Linked DNA regions of Homo sapiens: region 2 is linked to region 1. A link is a loop called in an ENCODE intact Hi-C map of the cell type or tissue named here. Cell type or tissue: PC-9. All regions are shown on one strand.

What was found. A loop is a pair of places that touch in the nucleus more often than their neighbours do. Peaks named below come from ENCODE experiments on the same cell type or tissue, not always from the same donor. Only the 100,000 strongest peaks of a DNase experiment are listed, where the experiment ranks them.
Region 2: it touches region 1 in a loop (6-fold over the local background); 2 of 110 quality-filtered maps call a loop at or near these places.

What each region holds. Positions count from the first base shown.
Region 1 is chr1:41,321,255-41,325,254 of GRCh38, reverse strand. LOC124904159 (a long non-coding RNA gene) reads right to left here and starts at 2,405. Exons shown (of 2, transcript XR_007066027.1): 1 at 1-2,405. RefSeq lists an enhancer at 2,815-3,074. In PC-9, CTCF peaks have their summits at 2,012 and 2,213 (motif pointing left); a DNase peak (open chromatin) is centred at 2,174.
Region 2 is chr1:41,381,239-41,385,238 of GRCh38, reverse strand. FOXO6 (forkhead box O6) reads right to left here. Exons shown (of 3, transcript NM_001291281.3): 2 at 3,031-3,623; 3 at 1,649-3,029. The coding sequence ends at 2,558. Among named protein-coding and RNA genes, the nearest start is that of FOXO6-AS1, 7.6 kb to the right of the region's middle. RefSeq lists a silencer at 2,953-3,002. In PC-9, no CTCF peak of the experiment used is centred here; DNase peaks (open chromatin) are centred at 1,558 and 2,638; H3K4me3 peaks cover 2,652 bases; H3K27ac peaks cover 1,505 bases.

The DNA.
Region 1 (4,000 bases):
AAGTCTTTTAGGCCAAGTCAAAATTACCCCCTCAATTGATCTGTTTCATATTATCTATTTAAAAAATTTTATTTCACTTATCATTATCTGACTTTATCTTTATTCTTAGTTAACTCATCTATTATCGCTATGTGTTCACCACACCTTTTAGAATTTCAGGTCCATGTAGGCAGGGACCTTGCTGGTCTTACTCATGGCTGTGTGCTAGGAGCCTAAAACATATGGCCATAGATGGCAGTAACTACATATTTGCTGAATCGTTGGCTTGTTGTGCTGGCCCCCAGCCCTGTGCTCTTCTGTGATCAGTCCCCAGACATGGTTAGCATCAGGTAAAGGAACGGGTAGAGTTTCCAGTGGCCACACCTCCACAGTTTTTTTTGTTTTTTTTTTTCTCCTACCAGTGTCTGACTTCAGCCTGGCTCTCTTTCCCATCACCAGCAGTCAGGAGGCATCTTCAAGGCCATTTAGGAGAAGAGATCCAAGTGTAGCACCTGGACACAAAGCTGTGGCTACTCATTCTAGTTCAGAAGCCTCTGAGTCCATGAGTGTCTTTGAATAAATCACTTCCCCTCTGTCTCTCACCTGACACATTGTAGATGCTCAATCATTCTCCAGTAAAGATCACTTTACTGTGAGATGGACCCACATTTATATAGTTCTAACTTACCCCAATACCCTTGTTATAGATGAGGAAACTGAGGCACAGAGAGGCTAAGTAGCTCCACCAATGCCACAGAGTAAAAAACTGGAAGTGCTGGAGCTCATAGATTTCCCCCTCAATTTATGATCCCACCAACAAGGGCATCAATTTCAGAAATTAACAGCTGCAAATGATGGCATCAAACCGGACGCCGCAGCAGCCGTCCGAAGTGCATCTCCAATTCAGGTTTATCTTCATTAAGCAAGTAATTCATTACCGGGCAGTAAGCATTCACATCAGAGCGAGAATATTAAAAAAGTAATTATATTTTTTCACAGTGCAGCTTTCTGGGTAAATTGTATGCAAATTGCTGTCTAAATCAGGCTGGCAGATCCCGGGCAGGTCTCGGCACCATTTGGGGGAAAATTTGGGAGGTTGGACTAGTCACTCTCTGCCCACTTTAGTGAGTGTCCAGCACAGAGTCTGGCATTGAGACAGAGAAGGTTTAAAAATAATAGCTTCTATTATTTCTTAACTCCATCAAGCCTTGGTTTCCCCATCTGTAAAATGGGGCTTCTCCTAGGACTCAATAAGGGAGTGGAGAGGACAGTCTCCAGCACAGGACCTGCCCGGCATGGATATGGGAGGCAGATGACTTGGGAAATGGCAAGACAACTTCAAGGAGGAACACAGGGTTGTATCAATGAAGCACTGATACCTATGCCCAGAGAGAGGGTCAGGATAGCTGCTGGGGTAGGGCAGGGGGTGCTGGGGTAGGGCAGCGGGCGCTGGTGAGGGACCAGGAGGCCTGACTTTCTTCTCATCCTGACTCAGCCACTAAGTCATGTGTGACCCTAAGTTCTCTGGGCTATGCTTAATGCCCAGCCGTCTTTAACAAGGATAATTACCCACCAGGTGCACAGAACCATCACTGCTCCCAGGTCACACTGACCTCTAACCTGTAGGAACTAGAAGGCCCATGCTGGAAAAGAGGGGCTTGAAGAGCAAAGGCATCAATCCTCTCAGTTTACTGATGGGAAAAAGAAGCCCAGAGAAAGGCATCAGAGACTCAGAGTCACACGCCAGGTAAGTGATGGAGTCAGAACCAGAAACCCAGGCCAGAGCAGCTCCAACATGCACTGTCAGTACCCGTCTTGCAATGGGCACTTACGGCCTGTGTTGGAAGCTGTTGCACATGTTGGAACATGTTGCACATGTGGCTTTATCTCAGGGTTGGGAAGTGATCCCGGGCTTGGGTCTGAGAGAGGTTATTTCCCAACTGAACCTTAGTTTCTCCACTTGTCAAATGAGGCAGTTGGGAGAGACATCGCTATGGACCCCTCCCATGAGACTTACTAGGTAGGATTTTTAATGACATCCTTTCCCTTCCCCCAGGGCAAAAACTCTGAGGAGAGCCAGGACTGCCCAGAGAAATAGGGGCAGAAGCGCTGGGCCTGGCTGAGGGCATCTTTGTGCCAGTTCCCAGCCTTCCTTGCCCACACACTGGCCACCAGCGGCGGTGATGGTTTAGGAAGATGCACAGTGCCCCCTTGTGATGGGGGCCACCTGCTACAGAGCTCCAACAGCCCAGGTCACAGGGCCAAGGCTACCCCAGAGGCCGTCTCCAACACACCCACACAAAGGTACAGCTCCAGCACACAGAGCTGTTGGGGGCTATGGCTATGTCTGGAGCTACAGTCACTAAAAGTCCAGCCAGGCGTGGTAGCTCACACCTGTAACCCCAGCACTTTGGGAAGTGGGCGGATCACCTGAGGTCGGGAGTTCAAGACCAGCCTGACCAACATGGAGAAACCCCATCTCTACTAAAAATACAAAATTAGCTGGGCGTGGTGGCACATGCCTGTAATCCCAGCTACTTAGGAGGCTGAGGCAGGAGAATCGCTTGAACCCGGGAGGCGGAGGTTGCAGTGAGCCAAGATCACACCATTGCACTCCAGCCTGGACAACAAGAGAGAAACTCCATCTCAAAAAAAAAAAAAAAAAGTCCAGCTCCATTCAGACTCACACTTGGGTTGGTACACACAGCTACACCCATGGGACACGAAGACAGGAACAGGTGTCCATACCAGCCTGGCCAGATATGGCTATACCTGACCACACGTTGACACACAGACACCCACAACACCCAGCCACAGTTAAGCCTTGGGTAGTCACCCAGCAGCGGCGCACCACACACACTGCATTACCCCATCACACCCAGACCCAGGCCCCTCTGGAAGAACAGGTGCCTCCTCTCTGACCCAGCTCTTGCTCACAAACCTTCACCTGTGCAGACCGTCAGTTCCTCATTCATGGGGCTACTAAAAAAGTCTTCCTGCCACCCGGGGACAGTCAGTTCCCAGGCTACACACAGAAGCACCTGCTTCTGTGCATGTCCAGACACATGTTGCGGCTGCTTCTATATCAGGGAGGCCCTTCTGTTCTCCTGTCTTGCTCAAGCATCACTTTCGAGCATCCAGTCCTGCAGGGGATTTTAGAGACCAATCAAGGCACAGCTCCTGCCTTCTCCCCACCTTGACATCTCTGAGACACAGCCCCAGCAGCAAGCAACCTCGGGCCTCACCAGTCAGGCCTCCTCCCACACCCTTCTCTGAGGCTGGGTTGGGGTGGGTTTAGGAATGAGCATGGGCTTGTGGAGCTTTCTTCAGGCTGTGAAACCTTCCCAGGCATTGGGAGTTTCCTTTCTGACTGGTCTTTCTTTAACTTATCTTTCTAGAAGAAATGCAAGGCTCCCCTGGAAGCCTTTCCTGACCATGCCTGGTAGCACCGGCCCCTGGGTACAGCCATGGTCAAGTTTGACCCAGGAGTCAGGAGAACCAGGTCGAAATCCTGGCTCCTATTCTAATTTCCTGGGTGACCCTGGGCCCATCTAGTCTTTTTTCTGGGCCTCAATTTCTTCTTCTGCACCATGGGGATGGGGCGGGAGGAGAGCACTAAACTGAGCTTGAAAGGACCCTCCGGTCTTATATTTCTCAAACTGTACTTTCCCCAAAGACCAGGACTGGTGACTGAGGCGCCAGAGCCAGACCCCACTCCCTGGTCACCTGCTCTGATGCTTTCCCCCCACCCTGGGCTGCTGACCACAGACACCCCTGGCAAAGGCAGAGCAGAGCAGTGGAAGGGGCAGCGTCATCGGAATCAGGGACAGCTGCGGGCATGCTGTGCTGCTTGAGGACAGGGTCTGGACCTGCAACTTCTTCGGCAGGGCCTGGTGTGCAGGTGTCACTTAACAAACATTTGCTAAATTGAAACCAATTCACTCCTTCCTAGCTGTGTAGTCTTAAGCAGGCAATTTCGTGTCTCTGAGCTTCACTGTCCTCCAGTGTAAGAGAGAGATAC
Region 2 (4,000 bases), 60 kb before region 1:
CTCAGCCAGTGGGTCCCTCCTGTGCCAAGATGTTCATCAAAGCAGACTTGGACTTCCTGCTCTTCCAACTCTGCAATCCTCCCCCTCCCAAGCCATTTCCAACCCCTCAGTGACACCTTCTGTGTTCCTGATTCTTGACCTCCCTTTCCAGCCCAGACACCTTCTGGGCTCTGACCCCACTATGCAAGTGGACACCTCAGGGCCACTATGTTGCCCAGTGCCAGAGAATGTCATTTCACGCAGTGTGTATGCTCCTGAACATCCCTCCCTCTGCTCCAAATCCCAAAGATTCTCATGAACTATAGCTCAAATGAGCACATCAATTTCCCTAGGGCTCCTCCTGCTTTGGTGTGCCCCATCTCAAGGAATGGCCCTGTCTCCCCAGATACCCAAACAAAAACCAAGCATCAATTGATGCTTCCCTGTCCTTCATCCCCCAGGTCCAATCCACAACCAAGTCCCCAATGACTCCATATCCAAAGTAGATGTGAATTCATCCTTTCCCTTGCAGCCCCACTGTCCTCCCCCATAACTTGGTTTGAGCCACATCAGCACCTCTGGCTGGGCCACACTGTCCCTCTTCCACTGTTGAACCCTCTGGCCCATTAGCCTCCCTGCCATCAGTAATCTGTCCCTCTCTGAACTTTAGCCACACTCAACTGCTTTTGGTTCTGGAATCCACACACCTCTTGACTCTGGGCCTTTGAACATGCCATTTCATCTAAATCCCCTTCCCAATGCCAGTTCCTCCTACCAAGCTTAGCTGAGGCAGCACCAGTCCAGGCACCTTCCCTGACTCAAGTCCAAGATGAGTGCTGCCCCATCATTCATTCCCACGACAGCCCCCAGCTCCTCCTCCGATCAGCACAGCTTTGATCTATAATCGCCTATTTGCTGGCCTGTTCTCCCCAGGAGCCTCTAAGTTCCTTAAGAGTAGAGACTGTGTCCGTGTGGCTCTAGGGCAGCCCCAATGCTTGGTATAAGAACTTAACAGGTGCTCACCGAATCTTCCTGGAATGAACGAGTGCAGGACCTGCGCTGAACACTTTCCATACCTTTCCTCATGCCTGACAGAAGTTCATGAGATGGATGCTACTATTCCATGGTGTAGTCCAGGAAGACAAGGCTTCAGAGGCTGAAAATTTGCCCGAGGTCACACAGCTGGCAAACTGTAGAAAATGGATTCCAACAGCAGTCTGTGCACCTCAAAGGGATCTCTTTTCACCATCTCTACCCTCCTTCCCAAGTCATTTTCTCTCTCTGACCTTGTTTTCTCATCTGTACAATGGGAACAAAAATCGTGCCCAACACAGAGCCTGGCACTAAAGGTTCTCAGTAAATATTTGTGCATCCTCTCCCAATCTCTGAGGCTTATTTAGGACGCATTTTCCTGGGCCAAAACTTCGTGCATGCACATGTTCACAGAAACAGGTGCAGAGCTCGACGAAGCACATCTTCAGCACGGGGGACTCAGTAGGCGCTTAACCAATATGTGCCGGGCAGAGGAGCATTAGTTTAGCAAAGGCTGACGAGTACCCAGACAAAAAGCCACAATAGTGACTCAGGCACATGAACCCTCCCCCTGCCCCAAGTTCCCTGTCAATTATCCTCCGCCACCACTCCCCTTCCTCTAGCCCAAGGCGCGGGAAATATTTAAAACAATTTTATTCATGAAAATATGCTGTACAATGCACTCTACACAGCCTCGACACGGCACACACGCACACGCACACTCTGACGGCACGGCCACGGTACACTGCCTACGATACGCGCCGGGGACGCCGCGCCCACCGCCCGTCCCGGCCGGACACTTATAAATATGGGAGAAGGGCCAGAACTGGCGCGGAGAAAGGGGCGTCGGGGTTGGGGGTGGACGGGGCTGAGGCCCGCTGCAGAAGCTGAGACCAGTACTAGGGGGTGGGGGCGGTTGAAGAGAGGGACTGACTCCGACGGGGGAGGGGAGAAGCGAGGGCCGGCAGGGATGGGAGGGGGAGACTGAACTGTGGGGGTGGCGGTCGTCGGAGGGCGATTTGGGGGTGGAGGGCTGCTCAGGGTGGATGGATATAGGTAGGTGTGAGTTTTCCGCAGAGGGTTGCTGGCTTCGGGTGGGTGAGACTAAGACCAGTGGGAAAGTGTGTCAAGTGGGAATCAGATCCGTGTTTGGGGTGGGCGCGGGGTCACGGCTAGGCCTCCGCAAATGAAACTGAAGATTTGTAAACGCTCCCTGGCCCATCTCCTAGTTGGCTTCCCCGACCACCGTCCACACCAGGCGGCCCACCCCGCTCCTCCCTACTCCCAGCCAGCCTGGAATTCAGCCTCCTCTCCCAGGCTTCCTGCCCAGGAGAAGGGGGTGGATCTCAGGAGTGTGGGCAGGAGCAGTGGGGTGCCCCGGCCCCTCCCTCCCCTTCCCCGGCGGCCGGCCTCCGAGAGGGGTCCCTAGCTGGGCTGGGGCCGCCTCCTGGGGAGCTAGAGTCGGGGGCAGGGACCCGGGAATCAGGATGGGAAGACAGAGGCCCCCTGGGGACGGGACGGGGCGCCCGGAGGCGGGAGGCGGCCCTCAGCCCGGCACCCAGCTCTGGTTGGGGGGCGGGGCCCCGGCCAGGCCCGGCGGCGGCGGAGGCAGGGCCGAATCGAAGTTGAAGTCCATTTCGTCGCTGTCCATGAAGTCGTTGAGGATGATGGACTCCACGTCGCACTCGAGGCTCCCGCTGAACATGTCGAGGTCCAGGTCGGCCGGGAAGCGGTCGGGCGCGGCGCCCAGCGGCCCGGCGGCGGCGGCAGCGTAGGGCCCCGGCAGAGCGTCCAGCAGGAGGCCGCCGGGCGGGCCCCCGAAGGCGGCGGCGTGGCCCGGCGGTGCCAGGCCCGCGGCGCCCGCCTCGCCGGGCAGCGTCATAAGGCTGATGGGGTGGGCTAAGGCACTGCGCGAGGGCGCGGGCGGCGCGTACGGGGCCGCCCCTTTGCCGGGGTAGGCGGCGGCTGCGCCCGCCAGCGCCAGCTCCCCCGGCGCACCCAGCACCGGGCCGGGCCTGGGCGCGGGCCCGCGGCCCGTACGCGTCCTGCGCGCCGTCCAGCAGGCCCTCGGGCAGCCCCGCGCCGCCGCCGCCGTGCAGGCCCAGCGGGCCTCCCAGCTCGGCCAGGCGGGGCAGCTCACCCGGACAGCGCGAGCCCAGCGCCGGCGACAGCGCGCTGGCGGGGCTTGGGTACATGAGCGGCGATGATGGCGCCAGGGCCTCCAGGGCCTCGTCGTCCTCCAGCTCGGCCGCCTCCCCGAGCAGGGGTCTCCCGCCGCCGCGGAAGTCGGCCCAAGCCTCGTAGTCGTCGCTGGCGTGCGAGGCGGGGCTGGCGGCCCACTTGGCTGCGGCAGGCACCGGCCCCGGGGCGGGCGCACTCGGGGAGCTGTCGTCCGGGCTTCGCTCGGGCGCCTGCAGCTGCTTCTTCTTGCTCGCCTTGCCCTTGATGCGCAGGAACTTGGCCCCGTTGTCCATGGACACGGCCCTGCGCCGCGGGGTCTTCCCTGTCTTTCCGCCCTCGGGGTTCAGCATCCACCACGAACTCTTGCCGGTGCCCTCGTTCTGCACGCGGATGAAACGGGTGTGCAGCGACAGGTTGTGCCGGATGGAGTTCTGTGGCCAGAGACAAGGACGCGGGTGGGAGTCGGGGGGTGAGGAGGCCATGGGGAGAGAGGGGACGTGATGGAAAGAAGAGGGGGAGGATAAGAGAGTGTAGGAGGAGGAGGGAGATAGGGATGAGGATGAGGTAAGGGGGTTGGGAGAGGGAGGGGACAGGTGTAAGTACCGGGTTGGACAAACCCAGAGTACCCACCCTCTGCCCCAGAACTGCACCCCCCATCCCTCCCCACTCCCACACAGAGACTGCCCAGAGGGTGAGGCCACAGCTTTGGGCCTAGCCTTTCCCTGGGGGCATGGCCAACCCTGTGGGCTACTCTGAGCCTGCGGGGGGCCTGCAGCAGGGAGCAGGACCCCGTCTCCCCAGCTCAGCC